Linked DNA regions of Homo sapiens: region 2 is linked to region 1. A link is a loop called in an ENCODE intact Hi-C map of the cell type or tissue named here. Cell type or tissue: B cell. All regions are shown on one strand. Each heading gives the region's core, and the rest is flanking DNA. Links, peaks and the distances in the headings are about the cores only. Region 1 overlaps LMTK2 (lemur tyrosine kinase 2). Region 2 overlaps LMTK2 (lemur tyrosine kinase 2).

Region 1 (12,575 bases), core at 6,213-8,712:
GAATGCAGTGGTACAGTTGCAGCTCACTGCAGCCTTGAACTCCTGGGCTCAAGTGATCCTCCCACCTTCCATAATAGCTGGGCCCACAGGTTCATGCCACCATGGCTGGCTAAGGTTTTGGTGTTTTTTTTGTTTTGTTTTGTTTTTAATTTTTGTAGACACACGGTCTTGCTATGTTGCCTAGGCTGCTCTCAAACTCCTGGGCTCAAGCCATCCTCCCACCTCAGCCTCTCAAAGTTTTGGGATTACAGGCATGAGCCACTGCGCTTGGCCTCCAATTTTTAGAGCCTGACAATTGGCAGTAGGACCCACCACTTGGGTACAAGCCTGGAACCATGGCTGGCGTGCAGCCCTGGAGACAGCTCAGGAGAGGGGCCAACCAGAAGCCCTGCGGTGGGTGTCTGGAGGGTGTGACACACAGCAGGAGCGTCTGTGGTCCTTCTGCTCTGTCCCCTGACCTGTCCTCTTTCCCTGCTTTGGAGCAGGCAGCTTAGTGTGCACTGCTGAGTGGGCATGGATTTAGGCTCCTTTAAAAATGTAACAGCGGATAATTCAAGCATGCTTTAAAAAAAAAAAAAAAGTTCTTTTCATACTAGTCTTTGTAGCCCTTGAATTTGCTGCTTGCATCAGCTGGATTGTTGGGAGAGCTCAGTGGTGGGACATGAAAATGGGGTCCCCTCACCTTCTAGAAGGCGCAGGAGTCCTCGCCGTCTCCTTCACATTGCTTGCCCTCCCTTTTGCTCCATTCTGGGAACCCAGACCTTGGTCTCAGCCCCTGCGTGGCACCATCCCTCATGGGTCCGTGGCTATGGCGGGTCCAAGCACTGTTCCACCTCCTCCCCCAGGAGCTGCGTCTGTTGAACGTCACTTTATGCCTTGTTCCTCTGTGTTCTGTTCACTTTGGTTTTTATGATGTTTCTTTAAAAATCGTTAAATCACCCGCATTTGAGCTATAGCATATATGGCGGGGAAGTGGATGTTTAAAAAATGAAAAGTAAGGCCAGGCGCGGTGGCTTATGCCTGTAATCCCAGCACTTTGGGAGGCCAAGGTGGGCGGATCACCTGACGTCGGGAATTCAAGACCAGCCTGGGCAACATGGCGAAACCCCATCTCTACTAAAAATATAAAAATTAGCCAGTCACGGTAGGCAAGACTGCAGGCCCAGCTACTTGGGAGGCTGAGGCATGAGAATTGCTTGAACCTGGGAGGCAGAGGTTGCAGTGAGCCAAGATTGCACCACTGCACTCCAGCCTGGGTGACAGAGTGAGACCTGTCTCAGAAAAAAAAAAAAAAAAGCAGCCTCCTGAGCTCAGCCTGACCTCTTGAACCTGATTCTGCGAGGGGCCAGGAGGCCGTCTTTCTCTTTTCATTCCCCAGGTGGTTCCTAGGCAGATCTCGAACTCAGGAGCCTCTGAGCTCAGGGAGCCTGAGAAAACACGCTGCCGTTTTCTAGTAAGAGTGGAAGGGAGAAGGGATCACCTGGCCCCTCGGGTTTGTGTTTTGTTTTCAATGCATCCACATAGCCCTTTCTCCACCGTCTCTGTGAACTTGGATTATCGCTGCATTTCTCCATGGATGGGGTAATGTATAGGTGGGACGGAACTGTCAACTGTGCTCGGTGAGCAGTGCGGTTAGGAGCTAGGGAGCACGCTGTCCCCACTTCCTGAAAGCCTGGGGGTAGCTGGAGTAGTGAGAGGGACGCAGTCCCAGTGGAAGCAGCCTGTGGAGAAAACTCCCTGGGGCCGCAGAGTATGGGCCCCTTGCACAAGTCTTTGTGGAGGATGTTATGTTTTTCTGACTTTAGAAGACAGAATTGCAAAAGATGAAGATCTGTGACAAGGGCACTCTAGTTATGGGATGGAAGGTACAGAGATCAAATACCAGACATGCTTAATGGACGCGAGGCTTTGACAAGGAAGTTAGTGTCAAGGAGAAAGTCGGAAGGTGGGTCAGGGCCAGAAGAAAATGAGGAAGATCTTTCTGATGATCTGAAATTCGTTTGCTTATGCGTCTCATGCAGCATGCCTTGAAGCGACAGCCACCAAGCGTTCAGGCCGAGGACTGAGGGTTTCCTCCCACTCCTGCTTTCTTTTTTAATGAGCTGGTTTTGAAGTTGTGTAGTTTTTAAGCAGTTGAAGTATCTTGGCTCCAAACTTTTAACTGAGTGTTCATGGGATTGGGCAGCAATTGTTTCTTGGTTATATTACTATTTGTCAGTTCAGCAAATACTTAACCAGCACTTACCGTGTAAAGTAGTAAAGGCTGGTGAACAGTCTGTGGGTGCCAGCACCTTTATTATACATTGAGTCTTGTTTTGCTTCCCCATGTGGGGGTGGTTGTCACCATCTTCATGGAGAGGACCCTGAGGCTCAGAGTAGGTAAACTTTGCACAGGGTCTGGCCCCAGTGAGTAGCAGTGCTAGGGCTTGACCCAAGTCTCCTGGACCGAGCACAGAACTTTTCACCACTGAGCCCTGCCACCTCTTGCATGCACCTTTACAATCTGCAGCCTGGCATCGCATTCGACTTTTAGCACTTGCGATGTCCTTCCTCAGTGCACAGTGTTCTTGAGACAAAAGTAGCGGGTAATGATGCTTACTTGCAATTAGTGCGACAGGGTTCCCTCCAGCCTGATCCGTCATACTGTAAACAAGCACTGAAGGCTGGGCACAGTAGCTCATTCCCATAATCCTAACATTTTGGAAAGCTGAGGCAGGAGGATCGCTTAAGGCCAGGAGGTGAGACTGGTCTAGGCAGCATAATAAGAACCGATTTTTAAAAAATTGGCCAGTTGTGGTGGCCCGCACCTATAGTCTCACCTGCTCAGGAGGCTGAGGCAGGAGGATCGCTTAAACCCAGGAGTTTGAGAGTGCAGTGAGCTATGATTGTGTCACTGCACTGCAGCCGGGATGGCAGAGTGAGACCCTGTCTGAGAGGCTCCTGCTCTCCAGCTTTGAGGAATAAACATTCAGGGCTCCACCTAGGTTTTTTTGGTTGGTTTGGGTTTTGTTTGTTTGCTGGCACTGTCTTTGGTTTTGTTATCAGAGTAATTAATGCTGGTCTCATAAAATGAGTTGGGAAGTATTTCCTTCTCTGATAGTGTTTGGAAGAGATTATGTAGATTTGTTGATCTTTCCAAAAAATTGCTTTTGTTTTCATGGATTTTTTTTTCTTTTCTCTTTCGTTGATTTCTGCTTTGTCTTTATTATTTCCTTCCTTCTCCTTGCTTTGAATTTATTTTGCTTTTTCTAGAAAAGCTTAGAATTCGAGACCTTACTTCTTTTCTCCTTTTTTTTTTTTTTTGAGACGTCTCACTCTGTCGCCAGGTTGGAGGGCAGTGGCGTGATATCGGCTCACTGCAACCTCCGCCTCCCGCGTTCAAGCAATTCTCCTGCCTCCACCTCCTCAATAGCTGGGATTACAGGCGTGTGCCACCGCGCTTGGCTAATTTTTGTATTTTTAGTAGAGACGAGGTTTCACCATGTTGGCCAGGATGGTCTCAATCTCTTGACCTCATGATCTGCCCACCTCGGCCTCCCAGAGTGCTGGGATTACAGGCCTGAGCTACCGCGCCTGGCCTCTTTTCTCTTTTTTTGAGACTGGGTCTCGCTCTGTCGCCCAGGCTGTAGTAGTGCAGTAGTGCGATCTCTGCTCACTGCAGCCTCCACCTCCCAGGCTCAAGGGATTCTCCTGCCTCAGCCTCCTGAAGTAGCTGGGACCACAGGCGCCCACCACCGTGCCTGGCTAATTTTTGTATTTTTTGTTTCGTCATGTTGCCCAGGCTGGTCTCGAATTCCTGAGCTCAGGTGAATCTGCCTGCCTTGGCTTCCCGAAGTGCTGGGATTATAGACGTGAGCCACTGCACCTGGCCTCTTCTTTTCTAATAATTTAATGCTATAAATTTCCCTTTATGTACTACTTTAGCTGCACCCAGCAAATTTTAATGTGTGAGTTTTCGTTTTCATTCAGATCAAAAAGTTTTTTGTAAGACTTCCTCTTGGGAGCATAGATTAACAAGTATAGTTTAATATATTAGTTATAATTAATAATTACTAATAATTGGTTAATATAGTTTAATAAGTATATTGTTTAATTTCCAAGAGTTGGAGATTTTATTGTATCTTTTTGTTATTAAATTTTAGTCTAATTCCATTATGGGCAGAGAACATATTTAATATGGTTTCAATGCTTTTAAATTTGTTAAGGTTTATCTTAGAGCCAGGATATGGTCTTTCTTGGTGAATTATTCCATGTATACCTGAAAGAGTGTGTATTTTGGTTTTGGTGGGTGGATCGTTCTATAAATGTCAGATTTAATTTGTTGATGGTATTAGTTCTTCTCTGTCATTGCCGATTTTTCTGCATACTTGTTCTATTACTCAGAGAGAGGTTGTTGAAGTCTCCAGCTGTGATTTTTAGATTTGTCTATTTCTCTTTTCATTTCTGTTTATTTTCGCTTCCTGTATTTTGCAGCTCTGTTGATGCATATACATTGAGGATGATGATGTCTTCTTGCTGAATTGACCTTTTTATCCTTTCGTAATGTCCTTCTGTATTCCTTTGCCTTATATTCATAGAGCTGCTCCAGCTTTCTTTCTTTTTTCGGAGACAGTCTCACTTTGTCACCCAGGCTGGAGTGCAGTGGTATGATTTTGGCTCACTGCAGCCTTGAGCTCCTGGGCTCAAGCAGTCCTCCTGCCTCAGCCCCACAAGTAACTGGGACTACGGGTGCACACCACCACACACAGCTAATTTTTGTATTTTTTGTAGAGATGGGGTTTCACCATGTTGGCCAGGCTGGTCTCGAACTCCTGAGCTCAAGCAATCCGCCCGCCTCGGTCTTCGAAAGTGTTGGGATTACAGGCGTGAGCCACCGCTCCTGGCCACGTTGTTTTGGTTAATGTTTGCGTGGTGTATCTTTTGCATCCTTTTACTTTTAATCTACCTGTATCATTATATTTGACATGAGTTTCTTGCAGATCTTATAGTTAGATGGGGTTTTTAAAACTCTGTTCTGAAAAATCTGCCTTTTAATGGTATGTTTAGATCATTTACCTTTAATAAAATTATTGATATTTTGGATTTACGTATACCATTTTATTTGTTCTATTTTTATTTCTATTCTTCCTCTTTTTAATAAATTGAACATTTTTAGTATTACATTTTTCTTTTTCTTTTTTTTTACACTGTTCTCTTTGCGTAGTTTTTGTAGTGGTTGTTCTGGGGGTTACAATGTATGTATTAAACTTCTCACAATCTACTTAGAATCTGTATTTGCATATTTCAGATGGAATGTGGAAACCCTACTGTCACTTAGGCCTTTTGCCCTCCGTCCCCTTCTTGACATGCTCTTCTATGTTGCATACATGTACACTGATAACTCCTCAGACAGTGCAACACATTTGACTTTCTGTCATCAAACACATTCTAAGAAACTCAAGAGGAAATGAATAGTATTATACAGTTGGCCCTGGAGCAACATGGGTTTGAACTGTGTGAGTGTACTTATAACATGGCTTCTTTTCAACCCAAAACAGATCGAAAGCACAGTATTCTCGGGATGTAGAACCTGTGTATAGATACGGAGGGCTGACTTTTTGTATATGTGGGTTCCGCAAGGCTAACCACAGGACTTAGTATGCACAGGTGTGGTTATGCACGGGTGGTCTTGTCACTGATCTCTGTTCAGATCGTTTCTGGAGTTGTCCCTTGGTTTCCAAGAAGTGGTGGTTCCATAATTTGGATACCATAATTAGAGGCTGCCCAAGTGCTTTATATGAAATGGCATCATATTTGCATATAACCTACACACATCCTCCTGCAGACTTTCAGTCATCTCTAGATTACTTATAATGCCTCATACACTGTAAATGCTATGAAAATAGTTGTTATACTGTATTATTTATTTTGTTGTTGTTGTTGTTGTTGTTATACTGTTATTTCTTATTTGTGGTTGTTTCTGAATGTTTTCTGTCCTGGTTGGTTGACTCTGAGGATGTGGAACTCTCTGATCTGGAGGGCCTCCTGTCCTTCTGTTCTTTTTCATTATTGATGTTCTAGGTTTCCTTCTGGAACCCTTTCCCTTCTAATTAAAGAAATTTAACTAGCTTTTCTTTTCTCTCTTTTTTTTAAAAACCCATTTTTTTGCAGGATTCCTTTTATTTTTAAATAAATTCTCTTAGTTTTTTTTTCCATCTAAGACTATTTCACACTCATTCCTGAAGCCTGTTTTCTCTGAGTGTAGAATTCTGTGTTGATAATTGTTTTCTTTCAGCATTTTAAAAATGTATCCCTTCCTTCCACCCTCCACGGTCTCTCATGAGAAATTTGCAGTCACTCAGATCATTCTTCTCCTAGAAGTACAAGTGGAGCGTCCCTTATCTGAAATGCTTAGGACCAGAAGCATTTTAAATTTCTGATTTTTTCAGATTTTGGAATATTTGCATTATACTCACCAGTTCAGCATCCCAAATCTGAAAATTTGAAATCCCAAGTGCTCCAGTGAACACTTTGGGCGTCATGTCAGCGCTCAAAAGGTTTTGGATTTTGGAGCATTTTGGATTTTTGGTTTTCCGATTTGGGATGCTCAAGCTGTAATACATGTTTTATCCCTGGCTGCTTTCAAATCTTTGTCTTTAGCTTTCAGCAGTTTGATTATGGTGCATCTGAGGGTGGATTTCTTCGTGTGTGTGTTTTGTTTTGTTTTGTTTTGTTTTGTTTGAGACAGAGTCTTGCTCTGTCACTAGCTGGAGTACAGTGGCACGATCATAGGTCACTGCACCCTTGAACTCCTGGGCTCCAGTGATCCTCCCTCCTCAGCCTCCTGAGTAGCTGGGGCTACAGGCGTGCACCACCACGCCTAGCTAATTTTTAAATTGTTTGTAGAGACAGCATCTCACTGTGTTGCCCAGGCTGGTTTTGAACTCCTGGCCTCAAGGGATCCTCCTGCTTCAGCCACCCAAAGTGCTGGGATCACAGTTGTGAGCCACCCCACCTGGCCCAATTTCTTTGTATTTATCCCGTTTTTGTTTTGCTAAACTTAAATCTGTAGTTTTGTATCTTTCACCAAATTTAAGAAGTTTTCAGGCATTCTTTTCTTCTAGTACTTTTTCTGCCCCACGCCCTGTCTCCTCTCTTCCTGGGACTCCAGGGTTAGACCCTGTGTATTCTCTCATAGGTTCTGAGGCTCTGGTCCTTTCTTCCTCCAGGTTTTTTTTTTCTTGCTCTTGTTTGGATTGGGTGATTTCTGTTGCTCTGTCTTCAAGGTCCCTGATGATTTCCTTCGTCATCTCCATTATGCTGTTGAGCCCATCCATTGAATTGCTAGATTTTGGTTATTATACTTTTCTTTTCTGAGTTTTGCTTTTTGTCATTCTTCTTATCATCTGTTCCTTTGCTAAGATTTTCCCTATTTCTGTTCATGGTAAGAGTGTTTCCCCTTAGTTGTAGGAGCATTTTTATAATAGTCCTTTTTCAGATAATTCCAACATCTGTGGTACGGTGACACTGGCACCTGTTGATTGTCTTTTCCCAGGTAAATTGAGGTGTTCCTGGTTTTTGTATGTGAAGTAATTTTAGCTTTTGGATCCTCCTATCATGTTAGGCAGTCTGTGCCATGTGTAAATGCTGTGAATCATGTTGATACTTTTACCTTAGCAGGCCTTGACCCGGTGGGTGCAGGCCACAAGCTCCAAGCAGCCTTCTGTGGGTTGTGGTTTCAGTGTCAGCTCCCAGTTCCCCTTTCAAAGCCTTCGCTGTGCTGTTTGAACCTGCCCCACGTGTGTGCCCCGCACCCCACCCCGGTCTCCCCTGAGGTTCATTTTCAAAGCTTGGGTGTGTTCAGAGTCAGATCTACCACACACAGCCCAGGAGCCCCCCAGCAACTTCATCGGGTCACCTTTTTGAGCTCCTCCCTCTTCTGTGATGTCCCTGATACTTGCAGTTCTTTGGGCCTCTGCTTTCTGGTCCCCTAGCTAGAAAGTTGAGGCTTTAGTTACACGATGTGCCATACTTCCTGCAATCGCACGCGCATCTGGAGCCAAGCAGTGGGAGGACAGAAGGGAAAAAAACTCAGCGAGGGTCCCCTCCCGCTCGTGATCACAGTCCTCCAGTGGAGAGGAGGCTTCATGGCCCTCAGGATTATAGGCAGCTGTTGCCCCAGGATTGCTTGAGACTGGAGAGCAAGAGAACAGAGAAAAGAAGAAAGCTGGAATTCCCCCTTCTCTTTCTGAGCATCAGAAGACCCCCTTCCTGCTCCGAAGCCAGAACCAAGGGCTTCTCCTGGAGCACTGTGTCCAGGGCAGTGCCCACTTTGGATTCCGGGCTGACCTGAGTCCAGGCGGGGGATTGTGGAGGAGAAGCCGACACACTTGTTGCTGGTGGGTGGCACCTTGAGCACTGCCGCTCGTGCCCGCCTGCCTGCTGCTCTGCGCTTCTCTGCAGCCTCAGAGGGCTGCTTCATGCCTCTGCCGAGGTCAGAGCTGCAGGCAGAGGGAGAGACAGGGCCTAGTGTCTGTCCGTCCTCCCAGGCCTGGAGCCGCCCTTGTCTTGAGACGCTTACTTCTCAGTCGATGAGTCTGATGCGCCTGCCAGTGGGGAAGCGGTCACACGGGGGGTTCCCGTGAGCAGGCCTTTGCTGACAGGAGTTTCTGTTTGACTTTTCAGGAGACCCCAACCAAAGAGCTGGGGCCCTGTGGAGGAGAGGCGTGCGGCCCGGACCTGAGCGGCCCAGCCCCAGCCTCAGGCTCTCCCTACCTGAGCAGGTGCATCAACTCCGAAAGCTCCACCGACGAAGAAGGTATTTCACGTCATTGTCTAGTTTTAAAGGAAACTGAAAAATTGAGTAATGTAAAGGTTTTTTGAGGGTAACTTCCCATGTTGCTTTAATGACGCCCCCTGACATGGGCACAGAACTGCCATCTGCCAGCCGGGCCGGGCTGTGTCTTCCGACCTGCAGGGCGCACCTGCCCAGAGGCTCCCCCTCTCCCTCATCACGCAGTGATAAAAAGGGTGGGGTTTTATTTTTTATTTCTAGGTGGTGGCTTTGAGTGGGATGATGACTTCTCCCCAGATCCTTTTATGTCAAAGACAACAAGTAACCTGCTCAGCTCCAAGCCTTCTCTCCAAACATCCAAGTACTTTTCTCCGCCGCCACCGGCCCGGAGCACGGAGCAGAGCTGGCCGCACTCGGCGCCTTACTCCCGGTTCTCCATCTCTCCCGCCAACATTGCCAGCTTTTCCCTCACACACCTGACCGACTCGGACATCGAGCAGGGCGGTGAGAGGCGCTGCGTGCTGGGGATTGGGAGTGCAGGGTCGGGGGTGGGGCGCTGCAGCTGGGAGATGGTGGTTTTGCAGGCCTGATAATCTCATGTCTTCTTCACATTTGCTGAGTAGATTACAAACTTGTTTTTATAAAACTCCCATCATCAGCTGGGTGCAGTGACTCCTGCCTGTAATCCCAGCTACTCAGGAGGCTGAGGTGGGAGGATCAGTTGAGCCTGGGAGTGTGAGACCAGCCTGGGCAACATAGTGAGACCCCATCTCTAAAAAAAATAAAAACTAAAAAATTAGCTGGATGTGGTGGTGTGCACCTGCACTTCAGCTACTCAGGAGGCTGAGGTGGGAGGAATGCTTGAGCCCAGGAGTTCAAGGCTACAGTGACCTATGATTGTGCCACTGCCCTCCAGCATGGGTGACAGAGCAAGACCCTGCCTCTAAAATAAATAAATAAAACTGCCAGCATCCTGAGTGTGCTCTCGGGGCCATGCCCCCTGCCTGTTGTGGTCACTCTCAGGCTCGTTACCGGCCACCCTGTGGGGCCAGGCTGAGGCAGAGGGGCTCTGGGTCCCAGGAACGCCCAGGCTGCGCGCCATCTCCTCTTTTTCTCCTGTGGCTGCATAGTCCCTCCTCCGCACTCTGTCTCCTCCTTTCCCAGAGAGAACCTGCTCTTCAGCAGGCTCGTAAGAGCACTTGACCCCTGGACTTGGGACCAGCCCACATGCCCTCTGGTGCTGCCCCTGGAATGTTGGTTTTGCTGCTGAGTCTTGGTCCTGGTGTGGCTCCCGAGGGCGGGGTGGGGTGAATGGGCAGGGGCCATTTGAAGTCGAGGTATCTGAACATAGGGAGCCTTCTTTCCCCGTCACTAGATTGAAAGATAAAGGTTAATAGGCTCATTTTTTGATTGGAAGTTTACAGATCAAATAATAAATATGGAATACAAAGAGGCTTTATTTCCCTCGGCGCTAGGCTTCATTTGTGCCGATTAGATAACACCTGCTATCTGCCAGTCTGTCGGGGCAGATGTGTGGATCCCAGCTGACTTCTTCTGCACCCTGACCCTTAGCGCCCAGCGGGCATTTGAGCCTAGCAGATGTGGGAGAGTCAGGCAGGGGCTGCTTCCGAAGGAAAGGACAGGAAGGGCGGCTCAGGCGGTGCTGGGCTCAAAACACCCGCTTCCGTTCCTGTGGTGCAGCGCACATGCCATCCACGCCATGCCTGTCTGATCATTTTAAAAACCCAGCTTTGTCGTCTCGCTTCCTCTCTCCTCAACAGGAAGCAGCGAAGACGGAGAAAAGGACTAGGTGGCTGCCAACGCGCACGCTCGGGTCCGAGGCTGCTCCCCTGGAGCGGCGCCCCTGCGCCCTCAGCCCGAGCAGCGACATCCACTCGCCATTTGCTGACATGAGATTGGGAGGAAGAATCCAGAGGTGAAGAGGGAGACGGCTCTTAGCTGCGTTCAAGGCGGGGCCCTCGGGAGCCCAGGTGCAGAGCGAGGCCGTGTCCAGGAGCCGGCGTCCCTCAGTGCCCCGTGCACCCGCGGCCGCGGCCTCCCAGGCAGTGCTCATGCGCTGGCCGTCGGGGGAGGCAGGGGCACAGCCTCCATGTGCGCGCGCGTGTGGAGCTGTGTGCACCGCATGTGTGCTTTCCACAGGGGCGTCTCTGCGTCCACGCCTGCACATCCCGGCGCACGTGTGGGCACCACAGAGGACACGTGAGGGGAATGGTCACCAGTGAGCCATATTTATTATTTCTAGAGAAATCACGAACTGCTTTCTGTAATTGCACTGTGGATAAATGTTCCGAGAGTCTCCATTGTTGTACAGGATCTTCAGTTATTCGAGGGGAATGAGGCAGGTCAAGCCGATGCTAGCCACTAGTTTGATTTTTTTTCTGTTTTATAGTTTGCGCTGCATGGTACTTGTGAAGCTTAAATATTTTGAGTGTTCTACTGTGTCTAGGATTGTTGGGATTGTACATATGGTACTCTTTCATAAATGATAAATGATTCTGAATGTTAGTGTTTTATGTTCATATAGGAAATATTTTCATTGAGTCCAAAATACCACTGTTTTGTTGATGGACTTGAATGCATTTTTGTCTCTTCTTGATGAAGCGGCTTTGCCGCAGCAAATGAGGCTTCTCTCTGAGGAGCTGAGAGGTCTTGCAGCCTCTCCTTGTCATTCTCCCACCCCACATCCCATTTTTTAAAGCCCTTTTGGTAAAAACCAACAGGTTGTGGCCGCAGACCTCAGATGGACCCGGCCCATCCCTGGGGACGTGCTGGCGTGGCAGGTCCAGAGAGCTGCACCCTGCACGGGGCACCGCACCGCTTCCCTCCGCGCAGCTCTTCTGCCTGGTTTTCGGAGGCCAGGCTGCTGGGAAGCTTCCGTGTTCCTGTCAGTCCTTCCTTCAAGAAGCCGGGGAACTCAGGCAGACTCATCTCCGCAGAGCATACCAGCCGTGGGGGACCGTTCGACTTGATGATGTGTGCACACTTCAGGTGGTGGGGACTTGAGCTTTAAAAAAACCTCCACAGCCGAATCTTCTCCTCCGAGCCACTCCACGTCACGTCCAGCTGGGCCTGGCCAGTCTGTGGTTATCCATGTGGGATGAGATAACACCACATCCTGCAGCTGTGAAGGGGGATGGACAAGGGACGACGGCCGACGGCAGAGCATCAGCAGCCGACACATAGTTCGGGTCGGGGCCTTGGGTGGTCCTGCATGGCCCGGGACTCATCTCACGGACCCTCCGTTCTGCATTAAGCCCCAGGTTCTCTTCTGGCTTTGAAAGGGCCCGAGTGCTCCCAGTGTAGCTTCGTCACATCGTCACGAGCCCCTGTGGTCATGGGCGACCTCACACCTCCCTCCCTGAGTTCTGCTCTGACATAAGGAAGTCCTCGGTGGCTGGTGCAGCGCGGCTGTGCTGTGCTGGGGAGGCAGCCGTTCCTTCGGGGGTCCTTGGGCCTGCAGTCCCCTCATACTCACCCTTCACCCAACATATTTTCCGGTGCTGATATGTTTCCAGACTCCAGCGCAACCTGGGGTGCTCTCCAGACCCGTGCAGGGGCCGCCTGGGGTACACGGAAGGAAGTTGAGTCCTAGTGCAAAATGCAGGCGGACGTTGCCAGAGAGTGCGCAGCAAATGACCTTCATTGCCAGTTCCACCCTACTCCTCTCATTTTTTATACTAAGCAATAACTTTCCAAAGCAAGAAGTTCAGGATGGAGAGAGTCCCCTCCTGTGTAGGCATGGGGTGGATGCGGTGCCCACCTGGGCTATGTGGGGAGCACC
Region 2 (12,575 bases), core at 6,659-9,158, 69 kb before region 1:
GACAGAGCGAGACTCCGTCTCAAAAAAAAAAAAAAATCTCCCCAGTCCTTTGTTTTATTTTTCCATATTGCTTCTTGCCATCTGACGTATCATATATTTACTTAGTTGCTTATTGTCTGCCCTGTGTGCAGGGACTTTGTTTTTTTCACTTCTTTATTCTCAGAACCTATAGCAGCACCTGTCTTATAAGATGCTTAGTAAATGTTTGTTGAATGAATGAATGTGTTGGTGGGTCTTTCTGCCTGGTGAACTTCACAGTAGGGTGACTGCGCAGCCATTTCAGTAGGTGACACCCCTGTCCCATAACCCTCTTAACTATTTGGGGGTATTTTATCTTGGGCTGGATACCTGAGTATCTGGAAGCACCTAATTAGATATTGAATTGTCTTTGGGCTTATTTTTCTGTATGACATAAAGACAACAGTTGAAGCATTATCAAATAGGAAACCCTAGATGATCTTGCCTTTGTGTGCTGTAGAACCTTGTCAAGGTCACTGTTGTAACCAGTTTCTGACTTAGTTTCGAAGATGGTACTTAAAAATCAAAACTTCATTGTAGAGGATTTTGAACATATGCAGAAGTAGAGAGAAGAGCATAATGAATTCTCTCTCCCCATACCCGGGCCCAGCCGTCTCTCACCGCCAGGCCTGCTTCAATATTCAATAGTAGCACCGGGTACTTCCTCTCTGAAGAGAGAACTTGGAAGGACACATTGCCTAAGATTGCATTTCAGTTATATTTGCAAGAACTTAAGTTAGGCTTTAGGAAGCCAGCAGGGCTCTGAGAACATAGACTCCATCGAGGGATTGTAGGAGATTTGAAAGAAAAAGTAGACATGTTTTTCTAGGTTATTTAGGGTCTGTCCTACATGGGAAGTAAGGAGCAGACATTTAGGCCACTTCTCCCATCTTTCAGCTGTATTGTGCAGAAGTTGGATTGACGAAGTGTTGTGAATCTAGTACTGCCATTGACTCGCCTGCACATCTCTGCAGACGTACATGGGAAGTTGTGTGACAAAACAGAATATCCTTCCCCTAGACGTTGGTGGTCCACTGCAGGGATGGTTGTGGGGTTGAGCCCTGGGAATCTGGCTCTGAGTCTCTCCTTCTGGGACTAGATGCTTCCCGTTCCTGCATCGGCTTCCGGAGTGTGGAACCACCATTCAAAGCTGTTAAAGACATGGAAGTGCCGTGGATGACGCCATAGCTCAGCTCTGCCAGCAACTTAACCAAGGTTCCAGTTCCGGAATATCCAGCCTTTCATTTCTTGGGGTGTGGGGGCCCAGTCATCTGGCAGAAGTCATTCAAGCCCGACATTCTTTTGGCCACACCGTGCTGCCTTAGATGAGCTTTTCTGTAGTAGTCTCCATCCTAGTTAGTGTTTTAAAATGGGAATGAAATGGCACTTTGATAACAAATTTTAGTGGAATAGTCTGAGAGAAACCAGCAGCTTCGTATAAAATGATCTCATTCACAGGTATTTAATTAGCACTCAAATTATATAACCTTTCTGCAAGTGTGAGGGAGCAGTTGGGCTGGCTGACCTTGAAAATCACTTTTGAACAGAGGAACTCTTCCCTGTCTGTGATTAGCACACAGAGCGATCTGTTTCTCTAGGCTGTTGAGATTCTGGCTTAGGGTCTTTGTGGTATCTCTGATTCATGAACGAGATCATCAGTGCACTCTTTACTGTTGTGTGTGACTGAGTATATTTACTGCCACGCTTCATTTCCCTTTTCCTTTCCTATATTAGAATACCTGAGGGAGATTCTAGGTTATTTAATGTTCTTATAAATAGATATATTGTTATATTATGGCAAAGAAAACACTTTGTGACTTAAAATTCTGTGTACAGGAAACCTTGATGATAGATGGGTTTGTAAGTTTGAGGCGTTAAATAAAAATGTGTGATCTGCAATAATTGTTCAGATTTTTTTCCCCAAGTAGTGTGATGATGATTCATTTTATTAAGTCTCTGGGCTGCAGTGCTACTTGTCAGGGTGTTAGAAGAGGAAGACAGGCTTAGTGGTCCTAACGTGCTAGGAGAAAAAGGCCCAAACGATGTGTTTTAGAGATGGGCTTTATGTTGGGCCCATTTGGAAGGTTGCTGGCCCTTAGCTTCCCTCAGTTCTATGAGTTTTCTTTGTCTAACCTTTGTCTAAGTAGCCACCATTGTTAATTTTCAAGTAGGCACAGAATTCTCCTATGCAAATTCCCTGAGGCAAGAGGGTCTGGGCAAAACAGAAAACAGGCGAGATGTGTAAGGACCTGGCCCTTGCTTTACACTTGCTTTTCCAGTTAGAAGGCAGGATGCCCTCATGCCTGTGTCTGTGCTGTCAAGGATGGACCCCTGCCAGTGGGATTGGCTTTCTTCAATTAATGCATGGACCAAGTATATGTTAAAATAACTAAAGGAGTGGAATTGGAGTGTTGCTAACACAAAGAAATGATCGATGCCTGAGGTGACGGACACCCCAAATACCCTGATGTGGTTATTACACTTTGTATGCCTGTATCAGAGCGTCACACATACGCCATAAATATATACACCTATTTGTACACTTAAAAATAAAAAATTAAGGCTGGGCATGGTGGCTCATGCCTGTAATCCCAGCACTTTGGGAGGCCAAGGTGGGTGGATCACCTAAGATCAGGAGTTTGAGATTAGCCTGGCCAAGATGGCGAAACCCCGTCTCTACTAAAAAATACAAAAATTAGCTGGGTGCGGTAGCAGGTGCCTATAATACCAGCTACTTGGGAGGCTGAGGCAGGAGAATCGCTTGAACCCGGGAGGTGGAGGTTGCAGTGAGCCAAGATCGCGCCACTGTGCTCCAGCCTGGGAGACAGAGCAAGACTCCATCTCTAAATAAATAAATAAGTAAATAAATAATTAAAAAGGTGAAAAGATTAGTAAATTGACACAGTGCTAGGGGCTGAGTTTTACCCCTCCATGTACCTCAAACTATAACTGTATTTGGAGATAGGCCTTTTAAACAGGTGAGTCCTGAGGGCGGGCCGTAGTCCATTCTCACTGTTGTCCTTGTAAAATGGGGAACTTTAGACACACACAGAGACACCAGGGATGCACACGGAAGAAAGCCCCTTTGAGAATGCAGGGAGAAGGCTGCTGTCCACAGGCCAAGGAGAGAGGCCTCAGGAGAAACCAGCCCTGCCGACACCTAGTCCTCTAGGACTGTGAGAAAGTCAAGTTCTGCTGTTGAAACCCCCAGCCTGTAGTATTTTGTTTTAGCAGCCCTAGCAAACTGATACGCGCAGTGTTCAGACTAAAACAAATTTAAATCACATCTTAGATGGCACCAATTAAGATTCCTGTTTTGTTCCTAAACACACGTTGGCATAGAGGTCCGAGGGCTGTGGCTCTGCCCGTGTGTGGGGCTTTCTTCTGAGTCCTGTGCTCCAGGGGCTCCCTGGGGAAGAGGCTGCCTTTGGATTCTCGCTTTGCCTGCACTGAGTAGAATGCACTGATGGCCTCCAGTAAGATGAGGCTGTGCGAGAACATGGTGCGTGTGGGTAAACACCTGTTTTTGAGGGAGAACATAAATTGGAGGAAATCCACTTTTTGAGATAATGTATTTCTTAATAAAACACCTTAGTTAGGCAGCTGAAGCAAAATGGGTACATGTTTGTGGGAGTTCTTGGGGCCCTGGGGAGTAAGCATCTCACCACTCCAATACAGTGTATGTCAACAGTGGGAAAATGTCCCGAGTAAGAGTGTAAAATTGTTGAAGGATGCTTCTCTTATAATCTTATTTGTTTGACCCTGAAAACGTAAGTTTATTATTATTATTTTTGAGACAGTCTCACTGTGTCACCCAGGCTGTCACCCAGGCTGTAGTGCAGTGGCACGATCGCACACCACTGCAGCCTTAACATCCTGGGCTCAAGCCATCCTCCCACCTCAGCCTCTCGAGTAGCTGGGACTACAGGCTCATGCCACCACGCCCGGCTAAGTTTTTGTATTTTTTTGTAGAGACCCAGGCTGGTTTTGAACTCCTGAGCTCAAGCACTGGGATTACAGGCATGAGCCGCCGTACCTGGCCCATAAGTTTATTCAGTTTTGTTTTGTTTTGTTTTGTTTTGTTTTGTTTTGTTTTGTGATAGGGTCTTACTTTGTTGTCCAGGCTGGAGTGCAGTGGTGTGATCGTAGCTTACTTCAGCCTTGACCTCCTGTGCTCAGGTGAGCCTCCCAAGTAGCTGGGACTACAGGTGTGTGTCACCGTACCTGGCTGATTTTTCACACTTTTTGTAGAGATGATGTCTCACTATGTTGCCCATGCTGGTCTTGAACTCCTGGGCTCAAGTGATCCTCCTACCTCAGCCTCCCAAAGCACTGGGATTACAGGCGTGAGCCACTGTGCCTAGCTCGTAAGTTTATTCTGTGATCCGGTAGGTTGGTTATGGTTTCTTTCTGTTGTTGTTGTTTTTCCTGTTTCGTTCCCTTGCTTGCTTATTTTCCCTCGCTTGCTCATGCCCCTTCATCGCTCTCTAACTTTTTTCCCTTTTTCTTACCCCGACTTCTACCTGAATGCTAGGCGCTGGGCTAGGCTCTGGGGAGTCATTGGTGGATTATACAAGCCTGGCCCGTGACCCCATTCAGCTTGCAGCCTAGTGGGGAAGGCATATGGGCATTTGCAACATGGAGTGACAGATTCCATGGGCCGATGCACGGTAATTGGGGGTGCACAGGCAGGGACTCCAACCGCGGGCCTCAAGGATGGTTTCTGAGTTGAGCTCTGATGGGCAGGGATGAATGAATGGTGGGGGCAGGGGAGCATGTCATGTTAGCGTCTCTGGGTGGTGGAAGATATGAGAATGAATTGGCAGAAGATCCATCTGGAAGGATGGAGAGAGGGTCATCATAGCTCATAGTAGAGAGCTGGCGGGGAGTGATGGAGTCGGGGCTGGGAGGTCAGAAGTAGCCAGGCAACGTTGGATGCTGAAGCCTTATGAAGGAATTTTGCCATTAGGTTAAAGATGGCGAGAAGCTGGGGGTACAAAATTCATCAAATAGGAAAGGATATAGCACCTTTGTGCTATACCAACAAATAGGAAAGGATATAGCACACTCTGTCCCCCAGCCACTCTGTTTCTGTCCTTGCAGGTAGCTGCTGTTATATGTGCACCTACTGGTCTTTGGCTCTTCTTTGTTTTTCCTTGTTTTCATTTAAGCATCTGTCCTAGAGATGGGTTGGATGGTGTTCCCCCTAAATTCATACGTGGAAACCCTAACCCCAGTGCCTCAGAATGGGACCTTATTTGGAGAGAGGGTCTTTACGGGGATGATCAAGTGAAAATGCGGTCATGAGGGTGGGCCTAATCCAGTGTGACTGCTGTCCTTATATATAGGAAGAGGAAATTTGGACACAGACACACGTAGAGGGGAGATGATGGGAAGAGACTTAGGGAAAAGGCAGCCAGCTGCCAGAAGCAAGGAGAGGCCTAGAACAAACCCTGCCACCACAGCCCTCAGAAGGAGCCCATCCTGCTGCCACCTTGATCTTGGACTTGGAGCTTCCAAAACTAGAGAATAAATTTTGGTTATTTGAGTCACCCAGTTTGTGATACTTGATTATGACAGCCCTAGCACGTTAATGGCCATATCAAGAGTAGGCAAGAATATGGATTATAAATTATGATATCTGCTTTCTTCCATTTAAACTTTTAAATTCATTTAATAAATGAAAGCTTCAAGCATGCAAGACATAGATACTGTAATGAATTCCCACACAGCTTCCACCCAGCCTGAATTAGCTGCAGCCCATCTTTCTTCATGCTGCCCCCGTCCACTTTCTCCACGCCCTCGTGCTGTTTGGAAGCAAATTCCAGACATCATTAAGTAGGTCACTATCTCCAAAAGATAAGGACTACATTTAAAAACAAGCACATGACCATTATCACTCCAAGGAGAAATGAATTACATTTTCTTAATATGGTCAGTTAGTGTTCAGATTTCCAATAGCCTGAAATGTCATAGTTTTTAAAATAGGTTGAATCATGATTCAAATAACATCCATATGTTGGAATTGGTGGGTAGGTCGTTTAAGTCTTTTAATGTTTGCCACTCTCCCTCTCTTCATCTCTTTCTTTTTTACATTTTCCTAGGCTTTTCTCCCCAAGTGTTTTTCACAGCCTGTGTTTTGCTGATTACATTCTTGTGGTGGTATTTCACATGTCTCGCTATTCATAATGTTTCCTATACATTGACATTTGGATCTAGGTGGTTGATTAGATTCAGGTTTGATATTGTTTTTGTTTGCTTGTTTTGGGCAGTACTGTTGCATAGGTGGTGATGTGTTTTTCTGTCAGGAGATAATGTCTGTCTTTCTGTGTTATCAGCTATTGATATAAATTTCATGTGTCATAAAATGTTATTTTGGATTAAAAATACGATTTAAAAACGTGAATTCTTAATTATTCTTAGCTTTCAGGCCATACCAAAACAAAAACTGTGGGCAGGATTTCACCCAGTGGCCACAGTTTCCTGATCCCTATTACCCGAAGAGAGCAGCTGCTTAGACCACAGGGGTACCAAAGTTCAATGTTACAAAACTGTGATACATTGTTTTCTAAGGTAGTTGTGACACCAGCAGTGAATAAGCAGCTCTACTTCCTGAACCGAGGTCTTTACATTAGCAGTTCACTTTAAAAGAAACCAGGGCTCTTTGGGGAAATGATTGATAGGAGGTTTGAAACAGAAACTATAAAAGATGAGCCTGGAACAACCCAGGGAACAAGAACTCCACCCAGGCCTGCCGGGACCCTGTGGGAGGGCTTGGGAGCAAACCGCTTTAGAGGCCCTGCTTGCCAAAGACAGGACAATGGGAGTGTCAATCAGAACAACCACAACGGATGGAAGCCTGTGGGTGCTTTAAATCCATTAGCTCATGATGATACCACAAAACAGTGACAGCAGCTCTCTGAACTGGTCACTGCCAGAGGATGCTAGTGAACCAACTTTTTTTTTTTTGAGACGGAGTCTCACTCTGTCGCCCAGGCTGGAGTGCAGTGGCGCAATTTTGGCTCACTGCAACCTCTGCCTCCTGGGTTCAAGCAATTCCCCTGCCTCAGCCTCCCGAGTAGCTGGGACCACAGGCGCGCGGCACCACGCCTGGCTAATTTTTTGTATTTTAGTAGAGACGGGATTTCACCATGTTGGTCAGGATGGTCTCAATCTCCTGACCTTGCGGTCCCCCGACCTTGGCCTCCCAAAGTGCTGAGATTACAGGCGTGAGCCACCGCACCCAACCACCAACTCATTTTTTAAAAACTGGCAAAGAGAAAGATTGAAGTATCTAGTCTGCCTTTTCCTTATGACTTGAACCACTGGGTAACCAAATAGTAAATGTGAGGAAATTTCTCTTTATAAAAGCATATCCACTAGTGACTGAACAAGGAATGACAACATTAGGATATCCAGCATTTTGTAATCCCTAATGGATCTAAATATTGATCATCATTTCTTTTTATCTGTGGCCTTTAATTTTTTTTTTAATTGAATCCCAAAATGGCTTCACAGACAACTCTTTAGTTAATTACATATGGGTCCAGTTTCATCTGAGGTTCTAGAGATCGTGAATCAGATAATTGGGCTGGAGTTATAATGGTTGAATTAATAGGTGGTATTCCTGGCTTACCTTGAGTCATTACTGAGAAATTGCATTCTCCAAATTACCTGTCTCTAAAACAGATAATATGTACCTACCTCTTAGAGTTTCTCAAGTTTTCTGCTTATTGAATCAAGTTCTAGGTAGCTATTAAAATGCTTTGAAAACTATTAAATGAAAACTCACAGAATGTGCTGTAGACATGCCGGGTGTTTTTTAATCAGTGTCTTGGGGAAAGCATACGTATTCCGCCAGACCTCATGTGGTGCTTGCTCTCAATTTGTGATGGGAAAAGCTGCCTAAATGTATGGTGATGCCTGTTCTTGATGTTGTTTGGTAGATGACTGGCTCGACGTATGCCCTTCTCAGTGCTGTAGGCTGCATGTTAAAGCTGCCTTTCTTTATCAGGTTCTAACAGCTGCAGTCAGGAACTGTGTCAGGGACTGGTTTCTAGTTTGACCACGGCGGTATAGGGATTTTATTTGTGGTTCCTCAAGTCTAGAATTTACTTCCTCTCTGTGGTTTCTGCAAACCCATCTCACCTTCCAGCCTATGTTTGATTTCCTCATTTTATGGAAGTTTTTTTTTTTCATTGCTAAATAGAGTTTTTTTTTATAGCACAGTGCTTTTGGATTCATCAAAAGAAAAATACTTTAAAGTTTTAAAAAGGGGTAACTAAAAATGTCTACTTGAAGCTACCTAGTCAATTTCTGAGGCAGTAGTTTTAATGGGACTGTTAGATACTGAGGTTGAGTAAGTGTGGTTCACACTGAGGAAATCTAAGGGAGAGTAGGTGCCCTGCAGACCCTAGCAGAAGTAAGTGTAGCAGAGAGCTAGGGCAAAGCGTGGCATAGTTCATTGGTCTTAACCTGGTTATACTCTTCATACCTATCTAGTGACTCACAGAGGACACTTTCATGAATCAGATAATTAGGCTGGCATTCATACAGTCCTTATCCAGTTCTGTAATAAATAAGTAGTTTGTGATGCTTAAAAAAACAAAACAAAAACTCTGGGTGCAAGAGAGGAAAAAGTAAGTCAAGATCAGCTATGTGGAGTTTGAGGAAGTATAAACTACCCTAATTAATGACAGACTTGGGTTCAAAGGACAGTGGGCTGTTTTTAAGTGTTAAAGGTTAACCACATAGAGGCAGAGCAGTGGGGTTTCAAGGAAAGCGAGGGAGCTTGCACCCAGCACACCTAAACTCAGTCTGGCCTGCCACTGTCCCACCTGGGTTCATGGGCATATCAGTTTCTTCATCTGTGACGTGGAGCTGGTCGTATTACCTCAGAGGTATTGTGACAGCCAAATGAAATAATGCTGTATTTTATCAAATGTCAGATGAGGTTGATGATAAGTCACACCCTTAGTTTTGTACCATTAAAAAGAAGAAATGCTGCCAGTTAAGCTAACTTGAAGTGTGAGATGCACCTGAAATTCAGAGATGCAGTGGACAAACTGTGTGTTATTTTTTCTTTTTATTCTCCCTTACAATCCAAATGCGTCTTTAAAAACAATCAATAAAAAACAGTGTACGTGAAAGCGCTTTGCTTTCCTCAGGAGTCAAATTTAATTTTTATTATGTGCATCGGGAGTGAAGCACAGTTCTTCAGAAATAATTCCAGCAGTCTGGCGCAGTGGCTCATGCCTGTAATCCCAGCGCTTTGGGAGGCTGAAGTGGGTGGCGCACTTGAGCACAGGAGTTCAAGACCAGCCTGGACAACATAGTGAGACTCCCATCTCTCAATAGAAAAAAAAAAAAAAGAAGAAGAAATTCCAGTGGGGAAGCACAGGCTTCTTGTCTGGATGAGTGAACAGCTCACTGCAAGGAGGAAGAGAAGAAAATCATCCTTCTTGGTCTTCATAAGAATTGGCTCTCAGTGCCTCAAGCTCCTCACTTAGTTTAGGTTTTCCAAATGGACACAAGTGTGTCTGTGGTTAGGGAGTTCTTGTTCTCATTGAAAGTTGACTTCCTCCAGATTGGTTTCAAGAGGAAGCACCGAGTTACCTCCTGTGTTAAATGTATGGGCTTTCCTCTGTTTTAGACTTTGTTGATTTAGAACTCGGAGATTCTCAACACCCCTTGGTTAACTGTATTATTCTTAAGCACAGACTGAGCCCGCATGTAACAATGGTGTTTCAGCATTGCTTTCACAAAGGGACCTTTTGTTATTGAAAAAGAACTTAGTTCTGTTTGCAGTTCATTTTAGACTTCCCTGATCTTCACTGAAGCTTATTTTAGATTCAAGAATGTGTTTTGCTCACCTAGGAGTTTGGGTTAGTTTTTCCTCTCTTCAAGTACCCTAGCTTCATTTAAGAAAAAAATAACCTCATTAATTTATCTCTCTGCCTTCCTTTTGGTGCATTTGAACACTTAATTAGCCATAGATGAGGATTTATTTTTATTTTTTATTTTTATTTTTTGAGACAGGGTCTTGCTCTGTCACCCAGACCGGAGTGCAGTGATGTGCTCACAGCTCACTGCAGCCTCCTCCTCCTGGGCTGAAGCCATCCTCCCACTCAGGCTCCTGAGTGGCTGGGACTTCAGGCACGTGTCACCACGCCCAGCTAACTTTTATTTTTATTGCTATTTTTTGTAGATATGGAGTCTCATTTTGTTGCCCAGGTTGGTCTCAAACTCCTGGGCTCAAGCGATCCTCCCACCTTGGCCTCCCAAAGTGCTGGGATTACAGGCATGCTCACTGTGCCTGCCATAGATGAGGATTTTAAGGAAAAGTTTATTTCTCAGTAAAACTCCAGTAGCTGAGACTTTAATAGTTTGCTCTAACAAAGAAAAGGTTCACAACTATCCTAGTTGAATAATATGTTTTCCGGATAATGAAGAACTTGCTAAAAATAAGATGTAAAAATCTTTATGCTCTAGATAGGGATGGGAAAAGGCCAGGCGGTAAAATATTTTAGGCATTGTGGCTCACAGGCAGTATCCTTGGCATATTCTTTTTTTTTTTTAAACAGCCCCTTAAAGATGTAGAAATCATTCTTTGCTGGAGAGTCAGGGGAGGCCCCCCACGCAACAGCAGGCCTCAGGCTGTAGTCTGCAGGCCGCCTCCCTCCCTGCTTATCATGACCAGAGCTCCTTGGAGCAATGGCTGGTTCTCAAGCAGAGTAGGGAAAATATGAGGAGCCTGGAGCTTCCTGTCGTGCCCGGAAGTAAGGAAGAGTTGGAGAAAAAGGGAAGGATGGGGCATGCCAAAAAGATCCAGTAGTCACCTTGGTAGAGCTCCCAGTGACAAGGCTGGAATCGTTGGAGCCACAAAATAAGTGATGATGACTTTGGATTACAGCCCGGAGAATAAATATCCGTGAGTCCATAAGTATATACATGACTGAATAAAATAAATAAGGGGAGGAGAGGGGACCAATCTTCCTTACAGAATTCCAAATAACAAATGTAGAAGAAATGAGGGAAATAGAAAATCACCTTCCAAACATCACAGTAGTAATTGCTGTAGGCAAGATGCCCTGACAGATGCAGAAAACTGGTGTGCAAGACCTGAAGGAGAAACAGGCAGTTGCATAGCCTCAAAGTTTCTTCCCCTGATATTACTAATTACTGGAGGGTTTTTAACCTGTGTCTACAGACTCTACTACTCCTCCCTCCAGGAAGTACAGCTTACGTCCGTTCCCTGTGGGCCAGCATTGCTTTCGAGGAATAGAGTATGAGAAGGGAAAGGTAGGCCTGCAGTGGGTTGGTGACGCCTGGTGGGAGCCACCTGGCCCATGGGATCAAAGTCACCTCACCAGGCATAGGTCATGCGCCCTGCTGTGCAAGCAGGACAGTTCACCCCACTGGAATTCTCTAACTCCTTCCCAGGTAGCCACAACCTTGGTCTAATCCTGAGAAGACATTGGGTGGCCCAGATTGAGAGACATTCCACAAAATAACTGACCAGCACTCTTCAAAAGTGTCAAGAGTTATGAAATGCGAGGAAAGACGAGAAGCTGTCAGAGACTGGAGGAGCTGAGGGGCATGTGGTGATTAAATGCAACGTTGGTAGTTTGGATTGAGTCTGAAAAGAAAAAAGGACTAAAGTGGAGAAAACAGTAAAATCCGAATAAAGCCTGAAGTTCACTTCATAGCCTTGTTACCAGTGTTACTGTCCTAGTTTTGATCAGCATACTGTGGTAATGTACGATGTTAGCATTAGTGGAAGCTGGGTGAAGGCTGTATATGAACTCTCTGTATTGTCTCTGTAACTCCTCTGTAAATCTAAATTATTTCAAAGAAACAGCAGCTTCTTATCCTGGATGGATCATCAGCTTTTTCTCGAGCATTATTTTATTAACCCTTACACCCATTTGTATGTAGAGGAAAATATATTGATTCACTAATTAAAGTTGATTTTGGAATGTACATGTTTTTAATATTATTTATCTCTCTTTCCAGGGGAGGCGCCACCTGCTGCAGAAGTTTCCTCATCTTTTGTGATCCTGTGTGTGTGCAGTTTAATAATATTAATAGTGTTAATTGCAAACTGTGTATCCTGCTGTAAGGACCCAGAAATAGACTTTAAGGTGAGCACAGAGGGTAGGAACATTTAAAATGGTCTTCCAATATGTTTTTCAATAGAATAACTGGATAGCACAGTCCTTTGGGAACAGGATCAGCAGATTTTTTTTCTTCCCCTAATGGCCAAATAGTAAATATTTTCTACCTTAGTGAATAGTAAATATTGTGGGCCATACAGTCTCTAAAACAGCAGCTCAACTCTGCCAGGATAGACACTGTTACCAAATGGTCATGGCTTTGTGCCAATAAAACTTTATTTACACAAATAGGAGGTTTGGATTTGGTGCATCAGCTGTAGTTTGCTCCGCCTCTGTCATTGACAATAACCACTTGCCTGTGGTGAGTTGAGGTTCTTGCTGAGTGAGGAGTGAAGCGTGGTGATTGAATTCACTGTTGTCCGTAAGGGCTATGAGGAAGAG

What was found. A loop is a pair of places that touch in the nucleus more often than their neighbours do. Peaks named below come from ENCODE experiments on the same cell type or tissue, not always from the same donor. Only the 100,000 strongest peaks of a DNase experiment are listed, where the experiment ranks them.
Region 2: a loop joins it to region 1, with 9 times the contacts of the local background. A loop is called at or near these places in 4 of 110 quality-filtered maps.

The regions. Positions count from the first base shown.
Region 1 is chr7:98,194,910-98,207,484 of GRCh38, forward strand. It overlaps LMTK2 (lemur tyrosine kinase 2), which reads left to right. Exons shown (of 14, transcript NM_014916.4): 12 at 8,665-8,797; 13 at 9,035-9,277; 14 at 10,555-12,575. The coding sequence ends at 10,583. Among named protein-coding and RNA genes, the nearest start is that of BHLHA15, 10 kb to the right of the region's middle. RefSeq lists an enhancer at 8,684-8,863. In B cell, for the core only: no CTCF peak of the experiment used is centred there; DNase peaks (open chromatin) are centred at 7,742 and 8,592; H3K4me3 peaks cover 1,357 bases; H3K27me3 peaks cover 454 bases.
Region 2 is chr7:98,125,282-98,137,856 of GRCh38, forward strand. LMTK2 (lemur tyrosine kinase 2) reads left to right here. Exons shown (of 14, transcript NM_014916.4): 2 at 12,034-12,161. Among named protein-coding and RNA genes, the nearest start is that of LMTK2, 25 kb to the left of the region's middle. RefSeq lists enhancers at 7,110-7,610, 8,170-8,219. In B cell, for the core only: no CTCF peak of the experiment used is centred there; DNase peaks (open chromatin) are centred at 6,760 and 8,090; H3K4me3 peaks cover 697 bases; H3K27me3 peaks cover 659 bases.